2 separate regions of the Homo sapiens genome follow, and region 1 is linked to region 2. A link is a contact called in ENCODE Hi-C or POLR2A ChIA-PET data. All regions are on one chromosome and are shown on one strand. The core of a region is the stretch at or near the end of the contact, and the rest is flanking DNA. Distances in the headings are between cores, read along the strand shown. Region 1 overlaps IHO1 (interactor of HORMAD1 1). Region 2 holds the start of LAMB2 (laminin subunit beta 2).

What was found. Hi-C counts contacts between places; a loop is a spot of excess contacts on that map. ChIA-PET counts read pairs that join two places held with the same protein, here RNA polymerase II (POLR2A). Pooled maps may share reads with other maps.
Region 1: a loop to region 2 is called in a map of heart right ventricle, with 3 times the contacts of the local background. The contact joins the enhancer-like site here to the promoter of LAMB2 in region 2. A Hi-C loop is called at or near these places in 1 of 168 maps with a recorded cell type or tissue (heart right ventricle) and 3 of 50 pooled maps. POLR2A ChIA-PET finds 5 or more read pairs at or near these places in 2 of 52 experiments (GM12878 and H1).

Annotation. Positions count from the first base shown.
Region 1 is chr3:49,217,190-49,223,485 of GRCh38, reverse strand. The region is part of intron 2 of IHO1 (interactor of HORMAD1 1); the gene reads right to left. Among named protein-coding and RNA genes, the nearest start is that of IHO1, 21 kb to the right of the region's middle. Within about 2 kb of position 4,750, at least 25 of the 41 ENCODE cell types and tissues checked have a DNase peak (open chromatin) inside an H3K27ac peak, as active enhancers do; they include heart right ventricle, where a contact is called at or near this core.
Region 2 is chr3:49,130,646-49,136,478 of GRCh38, reverse strand. LAMB2 (laminin subunit beta 2) reads left to right here and starts at 3,429. Exons shown (of 32, transcript NM_002292.4): 1 at 3,429-3,687; 2 at 3,816-3,988; 3 at 4,074-4,209; 4 at 4,290-4,363; 5 at 4,756-4,944; 6 at 5,037-5,100; 7 at 5,327-5,529; 8 at 5,619-5,739. The coding sequence starts at 3,612. It overlaps LOC124909377 (a long non-coding RNA gene), which reads right to left and starts at 3,611. Exons shown (of 2, transcript XR_007095905.1): 1 at 2,860-3,611. RefSeq lists a silencer at 1-243, a cis regulatory region at 1,776-1,989 and enhancers at 2,523-3,338, 4,156-4,971.

The DNA of each region.
Region 1 (6,296 bases), core at 3,501-6,000, 86 kb before region 2:
TCTCCTGACCTCGTGATCCGCCCGCCTCGGTCTCCCAAAGTGCTGGGATTACAGGCATAAGCCACACACCTGGCCAATGGTCAGGCTTTTAAAGCCATGATAACTCAGGGAATTTCGAGGGCACTAGGGATACAATATCACCTTCACTGTGCCTGGAGGCCACAATCCTCAGGGAAGGTCGAGAAAGCAAATGAAACACTCAAAAAGCACTTAAGGAAACTAACACAAGAAACTCATCTCCCATGGCCTAGTCTTTTGCCCATGGCCTTGTTAAGAATCTGAAATTCTCCTCACAATATGGGGCTCAGTCCATATGAAATGCTGTATGGACAACCTTTTATCACAAATGACCTCCTACTTGATCAGGAAACGGCCAACTTGGTCAAATACATAACTTCTTTGGCAAAATATCAATGAAACCTTAAAAACCTACCTGAAGGATGTCACAGAGAAAAGGGAACAGAGTTGTTTCAACCAGGAGATCTAGTGTTGGTCAAATCTCTCCCATCTACCTCTCCATCTATGGATTATTTGTAGGAAGGACCATACTCGGTAATCCTTTCTAACCCCACTGCAGTTAAGGTGGCAGGAGTGGAATCTTGGATTCACTACAATTGAGTTAAATTTTGGACACCCCCTGCGGAACCTGCAGGACCGTCAGTTCAGGAGTCCCAAGATCACCCAGACCAGCCTCAATAAACTTGCGAACCATTGGAGGACTTGCATCTCCTATTTTGAAAGGAAATATCCCAGACTAAAAAGGCTCCTACCACTGATCCTGAGGAAAAACCCTTTCCTCCTTAAAAAAGATAAGTGAAAACCTACATAATCTTTAATACCTCTCCTTGCCCCTTTAATGGAATCCTTTTACTATTTCATAATATTATTAAGCAGCATACTAACCATACTCTTTACGATAGGACTACATACTATAGCTCCTGCTGGGATGCAAATCCTAATCACATCAACCTTTTTTCTATCTTCCTTCCTTCTGACAGCAATTTACTCCCACCTTTAACTCAGACTGGATAAAATGATCTCGTGTTCCAGAGCACCCTCCTTACCTTCCTATTTACTCTTTGCCTATCTATCCCTCCTGCTTCCTTGGACACCTCATACAATTGCCCCTCCCCTTCCCCTAGCTCCTAATTACCTGTACAAGACTCTCAACTTAACCCACTCTCTGTTAAACCAGTCCAATCCTTCCCTGGCAAATGACTGTTGGCTTTGTAGCTCTCTATCCGTCAGCGCAGAGCCATACAACTAATACCCCTACTTATAGGGTTAGGAACAGCTATGGCTACAGAAACCAGAATAGCCAGTTTATCTACTTCATTATGCTACTACCACAGACTCTCAAAGGATTTCTCAGACAGTTTGCAAGAAATGACGAAATCTATCCTTACTCTACAATCCCAAATAGACTCTTTGGCATCACTAACTCTCCAAAACTGCTGAGACCTAGACCTCCTCACTGCTGAGAAAGGAGGACTCTGCACCTTCTTAGGGTAAGAGTGCTGTTTTTACACTAACCAGTCAGCGATAGTACAAGATGCCACCCGGCGTTTATAGGAAAAGGCTTCTGAAATCAGACAGTGCCTTTCAAACTCTTATACCAGCCTCTGGAGTTGGGCGACAAGGCTTCTCCCCTTTCTAGGCCTCCTGACAGCCATCTTGCTATTACTCGCCTTCGGGCCCTGTGTTTTAACATCCTTGTCAAATTTGTTTCCTCTAGTATCGAGGCCATCAGTCTATAGATGGTCTTACAAATGGAACCCCAAATGAGCTCAACTAACAACTTCTACCAAGGACCCCTGGATTGACCCACTGGCCCTTTGGCTGGCCTAGAGAGTTCCCCTCTGGAGGACACTACCACAGCAGGGCCCCTTCTTCGCCCCTAACCAGCAGGAAGTAGCTATAGCGGTCATCACCCAATTCCCAACAGCAGTTGGGGTGTCCTGTTTAGAGGGGGGATTGAGAGGTGAATCCAGCTGGACTTCCTGGGTCGAGTGGGGACTTGGAGAACTTTTCTGCCTAGCTAGAGGATTGTAACTGCACCAATCAGCGCTCTGTGTCTAGCTAAAGGATTGTAAATGCACCATCAGCACTCTGTAAAAAACGCACCAATCAGCACTATGTGTATAGCTAAAGGATTGTAAACGCACTAATCAGCACTCTGTAAAAATGCACCAATCAGTGCTCTGTGTCTAGCTAAAGGATTGTAAACGCACCAATCAGCACTCTGTAAAAATACACCAATCAGCGCTCTGTGTCTAGCTAAAGGATTGTAAATGCACCAATCAGCACTCTGTAAAAATGCACCAATCAGCACTCTGTAAAAACACACCAGTCAGCACTCTGTGTCTAGCTAAAGGATTGTAAATGCACCAATCAGCACTCTGTAAAATGGCCCAATCAGCACTCTGTAAAATGGGCCAATCAGCTCACTGTAAAGTGGACCAATCAGCAGAATGTGGGCAGGGCCAAATTATGGAATAAATGCTGGCCACTGGAGCCAGCAGCGGCAACCCGTTCGGGTCCCCTTCCACATTGTGGAAGATTTGTTCTTTTGCTGCTGCTCACTCTTTGGGTCCACGCCACCTTTTATTTTTTATTTTTTGATGGAGTCTTGAACTGTCGCCCAGGCTGGAGTACAGTGGCGCTATCTCAGCTCACTGCAAGCTCTGCCTCCCAGGTTCATGCCATTCTCCTGCCTCAGCCTCCTGAGTAGCTGGAACTACAGGTGCCCACCACCACGCCCGGCTAATTTTTTATATTTTTAGTAGAGATGGGGTTTCACTGTGTCAGCCAGTATAGTCTTGATCTCCTGACCTCATGATCCGCCCACCTCAGCCTCCCAAAGTGCTGGGATTACAGTCATGAGCCACCATGGCTGGCTGGGTCTGCACCACCTTTAAGAGCTGTGACACTCGCCACAAAGATCCATGGCTTCACTCCTAAAGTCAGCAAGACCACAAATCCACTGGAAGGAAGAAACTCCAGACACATCTTAACATCTGAAGGAACAAACTCCGGACACACCATCTTTAAGAGCTGTAACACTCACCACTAAGGTCTGCGGCTTCATTCCTGAAGTCAGCGAGACCAAGAACCTGCTGGAAGGAATAAATTCTGGACACAAATCTACTGCGGCACTACCAGCTGTGGTGGGGGACAGGCATTGTACACAGATGAGGGAATTGCCTGAGCCGGAAATGCCCCAGTTTGGAACAGGGCCCGGGACGGGACCCTCATGGCATTTCCCGAATTTAAAAGGAAAAGGCTCAAATGTAGCTATAATATTTCCCTGTTGATCTGTGGGGTGTATCCTAACAGAGAACTGCCAAGCCTCTATATCACCCTCTTGTCTAGCTTGCTGAATTCCTGCCTGAATAGAACTGAGAGCAGTTGCTCAAGGTGCTGCTCAGTCACTGGGGCAACCACTTTTCACCCAGTGTCCTCCGGAAAAGAAAGATCTGGAGGCTCAGGCCACTCTTTTTCTTCAAAATAAGGAGGGGGTGCAGAAGGGTAGGGATGAAACTCTTCCTCCTTTGCCACTTTAGCTTTAGCTGGCAAGCAAACCTGCTCCATTACCTCTTCTATTACTTTGTTATACTTTCCTTCCTCCTCATCATTAGTATGAAAGGTTCCAAGGTGGAACGAACCAGAGCCCACACTTGTCCCATTGTTACCCTGATGCTTCCGAGCTCCCCTTCTTACTCACCACAGGGATTGCTTAAGAGTACTCAGGTGTCCTCCAGCTTAGCTCTACGTTTTCCAACCATTGCTCTGGTGACCCTTCGGCCAGGGTTCGAGCCCCACGTATGGGCACCACTTGCTGAGACCAGCTCGGTTGTGGAGACCCTAACCCAGCGGCACTAGAAGAATTAAAGACACACACACAGAAATATAGAGTGTGGAAAGGGAAATCAGGGGACTCACAGCCTTCAGAGCTGACAGCCCCGAACAGAGTTTGACCCACATATTTATTGACAGCAAGCCAGTGATAAGCATTATTTCTATAGATTATATATTAACTAAAAGTATTCCTTACGGGAAACAAAGGGATGGGCCAAAACAAAGGGATGGACTCTGGCTAGTTATCTGCAGCAGGAACATGTCCTTAAGGCACAAATCATTCATGCTATTGGTTGTGGTTTAGGATTGCCTTTAAGCAGTTTTCTGCCCTGGGTGGGTGAGGTGTTCCTTGCCCTCATTCCGGTAAACCCACCACCTTCAGCGTGGGCGTCAAGGCCATCATGAACATGTCACACTGCTGTGGAGATTTTGTTTTTGGCCAGTTTTGAGGCCCGTTTATGGCCAGACTTGGGGGCCTGTTCCCAACAATGGGGTTTCACCATGTTGGCCAGGCTGGTCTCAAACTCCTGACCTCAAGTGATGCATCCGCCTCAGCCTTCCAAAGTGCTGGGATTACAAGCATGAGCCTCTTATTTTTTATTTATTCATTTTTTGAGACAGGATCTTGCTCTGTCACCCAGGCTGGAATGCAATGGCATGATCCCATCTCACTGCAACCTCTGCTCAGGTGATCCTCCCAACTCAGCCTCCCTAGTAGGCATGCATCACCACGCCCAGCTAATTTTTTTATTTTTTGTAGAGACAGGGTTTTGTCATTGTAAGGTACACGGATGTGCTTTAGTCAAGGAATAGGCCGAGGCAGATATCCAGGCCTGCATGACTCAGCAAGTTTGGCATGCAAGCACATAACTCCACTTGTTATATAACCTGTTTGTGTAAGTTCATACTTGGCTCTATGCCACTATTGTCTGAAAAAGGTATAACTGCAGCCAAGAGCAGTGGCTCACGTCTATAATCCCAGCACTTTGAGAGGCCAAGGTGGGCGGATCATAAGGTCAGGAGTTTGAAATCAGCCTGGCCAACATGGTGAAATCCCATCTCTACTAAAAATACAAAAATTAGCCGGGTGTGGTGGCATGTGCTTGTAATCCCTGCTACTTGGGAGTCTGAGGCAAGAGAATCACTAGAACCCAGAAGGCAGAGGCTGCAGTGAGCCAAGATTGCATCCACTGCACTCCAGCCTGGGCAACAGAGCAAGACTATCTCAAAAAAAAAAAAAAAAAAAAAAAAGGTATTAACTGTCCTGCTGACACTGTACAGGGGTCTCTTGGGGGCTTGGCTTGGCTCAGCTCAACATGGCTTGACATGGTGGGCATGCTGGCACCCAGAGAAAGAGAGAGAGAGAGCCGGAGCTGTCCTTCTTTGCAGACGGAGAGGTGGGAACCAGGATACACCTCAGCTTGCTTGTGCCCAGAGAAAGAGTTAAGCTGCTGACCCTGAAGGGAAGGGAGAGCCAGCTGCGCAGCTGCTCATGGGGGCAGCCAGCTCAAGCAGCCAAGACAGCAGGGCGGAGAGTGTGAGAGTAAGCTGCTAATAAGAAAGCCAGTGTGAGAGTAAGCTGCTAATGAGAAAGCTGCAGAATAAAACCATATTCATCTGCCTACAGACCCCCAAATGTTCTTTCTGCTTATCCACCCACTCCCCTTGGACTTCAGCATGGGCTGGACCCAGACCCGGGAACTGACAGTCATGTTGCCCAGGCTGGTCTCTATTACCATCTGAGCTCTGCCTTCTGTCAGATCAGTACCAGTATTAGATTCTAACAGGAGCACAAACCCTATTGTGAACTGCACATGCAAGGGATCTAGGTTGTGCGCTCCTTATGAGAATCTGATGCCTGATGATCTGTCACTGTCTCCCATCACCCACAAATGGGACCGTCTAGTTGCAGGAAAGCAAACTCAGGGCTCCCACTAATTCTACATCACAGTGAGCTGTATAATTTTTTCTTTTTTTTTTTTTTTATTATACTTTAAGTTCTAGGGTACATGTGCACAACGTGCAGGTTTATTACTTAGGTATACATGTGCCATGTTGGTTTGCTGCACCCATCAACTCCTCATTTACATTAGGTATTTCTCCTAATGCTATCCCTCCCCCAGCCCCCCAGCCCCCCACCCCCCAACCAGCCTGGTGTGTGATGTTCCCTATCCTGTGTCCATGTGTTCTCATTGTTCAACTCCCACTTGAGTGAGAACATGTGGTGTTTGGTTTTCTGTCCTTGTGATAGTTTGCTTAGAATGATGGTTTCCAGCTTTATCCATGTCCCTGAAAAGGACATGAACTCATTCTTTTTTATGGCTGCATAGTATTCCATGGTGTATATGTGCCACATTTTCTTAATCCAGTCTCTCATTGATAAACATTTGGGTTAGTTCCAAGTCTTTGCTATTGTTAACAGTGCCACAATAAATATA
Region 2 (5,833 bases), core at 2,180-4,679:
GTAAGCCTCCAGCACACCACTGGATAGTTGTGTCTAAGGCAGGATCAGTGAGAGGCTAGGGTCAGGGTTTGTTGGCTCAGAGTTCAGGGTTCAGGCCTAAGATCCCTACCCTCTTCCCCACAGACAAAGGTGTGGACACCACAAGTGTGGAGCTGGCTGTCAGTGCCCCTTCCCCAAGGTGGGGGCAGTAGGCATTGCTCTTCTGCTGGGTCAGATCCAGGGTGCTCTCCCTGTACCGGATGCCATGGGCCAGAAGCTGCCCAAAGCTGAAGGCATCCTCCATCAGGCAGAGTGAACCAGGTGAAGGGCCAGGAGGCTGGAGGTGGAAGTCAGAGGGTGGCCAGAAAAGGGATGCCTAACTGAACACCTGTGTTCTTCAAGGAGGGTACAACCTGGGCCCAGCACCAAGCACTGGATGTTCAGGGGGTGCTGGCTGAGGGGGGAATGGAACTCATGCAGGGGCCGCAGAGCAAGGGCTACAGGAAGTGAAGCTGGCACTTGAAGGCCTGGAGGGCACTGTACAGGAGGTGATACCCTACTTGTACCCTCAGCTCCTTTACATCCCTTGTTCAATGACTGCTGTGATTTCCATTCTCCCTGAGATCCTTGACTCACTATGATACCACAGTGCTACCAAGTACCTTGACCGTGATAACACTCAGCCTAGTTGCTACTGTGCTGTGTCCTCTCTGTGACCCCCTAACCTTTGCCCCAGGTAGTAGGGCGCCTGGCCCAGATGGCACTGGCAGTTGAGGTGACCCCAGTCCCAGGGCGTCTGTCCAGTGTAGCTAAGGTGCTCAGGGCATGTTTTGTCCTGAGTCAGCAGCAGGCCCAGGAGGCAGAAGAATGGGCAGCATGAGTCGTAGGCAGGGCTGAGGGCCTGGGCAAGATGAAATGGGGAAGAGTGGGCACTGGGGTCTCAGGGACCCCTCTGGAACAGTGGAAAGTGGGGTTTGGGCTGGGGCTGGGCTATACTGGACTGAGGCGGGATCTCAGTTCTAAATTCTCCTTTTCTCCAGGAACCTTAGGCAGTAATATATTTGAGGCAATATATTCTGGGTGGGGTGGGGATTCAGGTCCAGCCCTGCCCTAGGAGTTGTAGGTGGCCCCTTTGGCTGTGGCCGAGCTGCAGGAGGACACATATGGCCTGGTAGCCACTGTGCAGGATGCAAAAGAATGGGTGCAGCAGGCTTGAGCTGAGGCCCAGGAGCTCCTGAAGAAGGCATAAAGCAGCTTCAGCTGCCTGCATGGTGCATGGCTGGCCTGCAATAGGGCAGGCACAGGGAACGGCTTAGGGTCAGATGGAAAGGTCAGGGCCAGAATAGGGATGTTGTGGAAGGGTTAAGGCTGGGTCCAGATCAGATCTTGACTCATGTAGGGATCAGGGCTAGGGTCAAGGTTTAGACCAGGGATCAAGTGTTGATTAGGTTCAGGGTTTATTTAAGGTTAGGGCTGGGTCAGGGTCAGGGTTGTGATAGAGACTGGGACCAGGATCAGAGGTTAGAGCCAGGGGTCAGAGCCTGGCTCAGATGACCTGACCCCAGGGTTGGAGTGCCGCCTGACACAGAATGCACAGGCACTGGGCAAGAAGGCAGCCACCCTGCAGGCCCTGGAGCAGCAGGCAGCTGAGCTGCTTGGGCACATGATGTGCTTTGCCACCAATAAGTATGCCACCTGCTAATTACTGTCTATGGAAGCCATTAAGAAGGACTGTGGGATCACCTGGGTAACTCAAAGTGGCCCTAGAGTGATCCAGGAATCTCCTGGCCTTGGGAGACCAAAGATCCTACTGAGTGCCCACTGACCCTGAGTGACCCCCCCATGTGGCCCCACGATGTCCCCCAGTGGCCCTCTGACCTTGAGAAAGCAGACAGATCATGTAACTCCCTGAGGCCATCTAGTGTCCCAGACCTTGATACACCTTTATCTCTGAGTGATCTAAAACTGTGAGACTACAGTGCTGGCATTCTCCACTCAAAATAAATAGATGGGGCCTGGCACTATTTACTGGCTCATGCCTGTAATCCCAGCGCTTTCGGAGGCAGAGGCGGGAGGATCACCTGAGATCAGGAGTTCAAGACCAGCCAAGCCAACATGGTGAAACCCCATGTCTACTAAAAATAGAAACATTAGCTGGGCGTGGTGGTGGGCGCCTGTAATCCTAGCTACTTGGGAAGCTGAGGCAGGAGAATCGCTTGAACCTGGGAGGCAGAGGTTGCAGTAAGCGGAGATCTCGCCACTGCACTCCAGCCTGGGTGACAGAGCGACACTCTGTCTCAAAAAAAAAAAAAAAATTAAAATTCTCAGTAATTTCTAGTATCCCTGATCCCCCAGGTTGACTACATGATCCTCAGGGTGACTGGAGACCTCTACTCCGGATATCCAGAATAACTCCCAGCGATGCCTAAAGTCCAACGGATTGACTGACCCCCACCCAACCCTCACCCAACCCCCACCCCCGCCGCCCCCATGCTCCTTTGTGAAGTGGGGTGATTCCCCTGAGGAACTATCATCAGCTTTCTTCCCTGGATGGCAGCTCAGGGCACTCCCTGCCGGGACTGTGGAGGCGGCAGGCCAGACCCAGCCCTAAAGACCGGAGGACCCCATGTTTCCCCCAGCTTCCCGTTCCCAGGGCCCTGGGTGGGGCGCGCCCCATATCCCCCACCCACTTTCCTCCTTCTCTCCCCCTCCACGCCGCCGCGCACATTCCAACCCCAGGCTCCTGCGATCCCGGCAGGCCAAAAAGTCTGGAGCGGATAAATAGCCACAAGATCCGGAGTCGCTCGCCGTAGCTCTGGTCCACCACCCAGAGCCTATTTCCATACAGGGAAACCCGCAGCACTTCTCGTGCCTACTTACCGTAGTGACTAGTGGGGGAGGCAGTGACCCCCCTGGAGCTGTGCTTCGGGCTGGGTGTGCACTTTCCCCATCTCTCCCCCAGCCCCATTCTGTCCAGTCCCTAGGACTACCCGAGAGCCCCCCACAGCCCTGAATAGGGGCATGTGTTGCTCCTGCTTGTGCCCTCCAGCCTCTCTGTTGATGCTGGAGCCCTGGGATCAAACGGCTGAGTTGATGGTAATTTCCACGGCGCCCATGACGCTGAGGGGAAAAGGCTACGGTCTCCTTGGTCCAGAGTTGGAGATCCCGAAGATCTCTCATTTGCTCCTGCCATGCCCCCAACTTCGTGAGCCCTCTTCCAAGGATAGTTTAAAGCACCAAACCCCTTACCTTCCCCTGGCCCTCGTATAGGTGTGGGCTTGGGGGCACAATAAAGATTTGTGGGTGAAGTGGTCTGTCTCTGGTTCCTGGGGCGAAGGCAGTTTCCGGAGGGAAGGGGTAGGGTTGGGGTGGGGGCGCTCTCCGCCCGGTGTTGCGCTCCTTCCCAGAATCCGCTCCGGCCTTTCCTTCCTGCCGCGATTCCCAACTTTGCTCAAAGTCGCTGGACTCTAAGCTGTCGGAGGGACCGCTGGACAGACCTGGGAACTGACAGAGGGCCTGGAGGGAAACAGGCCAAAGACCCACAGGCAGAGTTGACACGGAACCCCAAAGCAAGGAGGAGGGCTCGGGCCCGAGACCGTTCACCTCCCCTTATCCCTGTTCCCCTCTTCAGGATGGAGCTGACCTCAAGGGAAAGAGGGAGGGGACAGCCTCTGCCCTGGGAACTTCGACTGGGCCTACTGCTAAGCGGTGAGAGGGCCTGGTGGGGGCTGGGGGTTGTGGAATGTGATGGTAGGTCCTGGTAGTTGCCCTTGGGGCACATGAGGTGGAGCCACTGGATAGGAACTCAGCGGAACTGACTGAGCTACTGTCCCCAGTGCTGGCTGCCACACTGGCACAGGCCCCTGCCCCGGATGTGCCTGGCTGTTCCAGGGGAAGCTGCTACCCCGCCACGGGCGACCTGCTGGTGGGCCGAGCTGACAGACTGACTGCCTCATCCACTTGTGGCCTGAATGGCCCCCAGCCCTACTGCATCGTCAGTCACCTGCAGGTGTGGCTGGGGACAGGGTGTGACGCCGAGTCAGGGTGGGGCTGGCACTGCCTGAGGCACTGATTCTAATCCCCATCCAACCCAGGACGAAAAGAAGTGCTTCCTTTGTGACTCCCGGCGCCCCTTCTCTGCTAGAGACAACCCACACAGCCATCGCATCCAGAATGTAGTCACCAGCTTTGCACCACAGCGGCGGGCAGCCTGGTGGCAGTCAGAGAATGGTGAGGCCATGGGTGGGGCAAAAGTGAGCAGGGCTGCCCACCAGTAGCTTTGAGTCCTTGACTTCCGATTCCTGTCCCAGGTATCCCTGCGGTCACCATCCAGCTGGACCTGGAGGCTGAGTTTCATTTCACACACCTCATTATGACCTTCAAGGTGCCTGCATATCTGGGAGCCTGCCCGAATCACCCTGCTTGGCTCTCCATTGCCCCTGGACAGAGCCTCAGCTCCTTAACACAGCCTCCTTGAGCATGGATGCAGGAGGCTCCTTCATCCCTTCACACCTTCCATTTGCCTCCAGGCCTTTGCACATGCTCTTCTGCCTTTCCAATCCCAGGCTGGGTCAGGCGCTGTCTCCCTGAGCCCCATGAACCCTGAGTCTCCCCATTAGAGGTGGCTACCTTTGCTGGTCATTATCTGGCTTCCACCAGTCACCCCCACTCTCTGTGAGCTATTTGAGGGCAGTCTTGGGCTGAGCAGGGCTCTTGATGGCTCTGGGTTGGGCTTGGGTCCTGGTGCCTGCTGATCAGCTATGCCCCCCTACCCAGACATTTCGCCCTGCTGCCATGCTGGTGGAACGCTCAGCAGACTTTGGCCGCACCTGGCATGTGTACCGATATTTCTCCTATGACTGTGGGGCTGACTTCCCAGGAGTCCCACTAGCACCCCCACGGCACTGGGATGATGTAGTCTGTGAGTCCCGCTACTCAGAGATTGAGCCATCCACTGAAGGCGAGGTGAGGGCTGGCATCTGGGCTGGGGGCTGGAAGCTGGGGATGATGGGCCTGAGGCAAGGTCCAGTGTGACTATGAACTCCCTGCTTCTCCAGGTCATCTATCGTGTGCTGGACCCTGCCATCCCTATCCCAGACCCCTACAGCTCACGGATTCAGAGTGAGTGCTCCACCCTTTGAGTCTGGCACAGTCCGTGTCCGGCTAGGGACTATTTGGGGCCTCAGTAACTATTTTGGGTGCTTCCTAGGGCAGGTGCCAAGCCCAGTTTAGCTCGGGTGGCAGTGTATAGGAGGTCTTTCAAGGTGACCTTGGCAGCTGAGCCCCTGGGTGGACATGGGGCAGCAAGGGCCTGCCTGGTCAGTTGGCCCCCCTTCCCCCGCCTCAGACCTGTTGAAGATCACCAACCTACGGGTGAACCTGACTCGTCTACACACGTTGGGAGACAACCTACTCGACCCACGGAGGGAGATCCGAGAGAAGTACTACTATGCCCTCTATGAGCTGGTTGTACGTGGCAACTGCTTCTGCTACGGACACGCCTCAGAGTGTGCACCCGCCCCAGGGGCACCAGCCCATGCTGAGGGCATGGTAAGGGGCTTCAGACGGTTGGGATAGGGCTAGGGGCAGGGGCGGACATGGCTGAGCAGTGCTGACAACCTACCTGCCAACCTCTATAGGTGCACGGAGCTTGCATCTGCAAACACAACACACGTGGCCTCAACTGCGAGCAGTGTCAGGATTTCTATCGTGACCTGCCCTGGCGTCCGGCTGAGGACGGCCATAGTCATGCCTGTAGGAGTGAGTGAGATCTTGGCCTCCATAGCTCCAGCACTCTGCAGCCTGGCTGTGCCCTGGGTAGAACCTAGAGCTAGTTGGTCAAGCCCCTAAAACC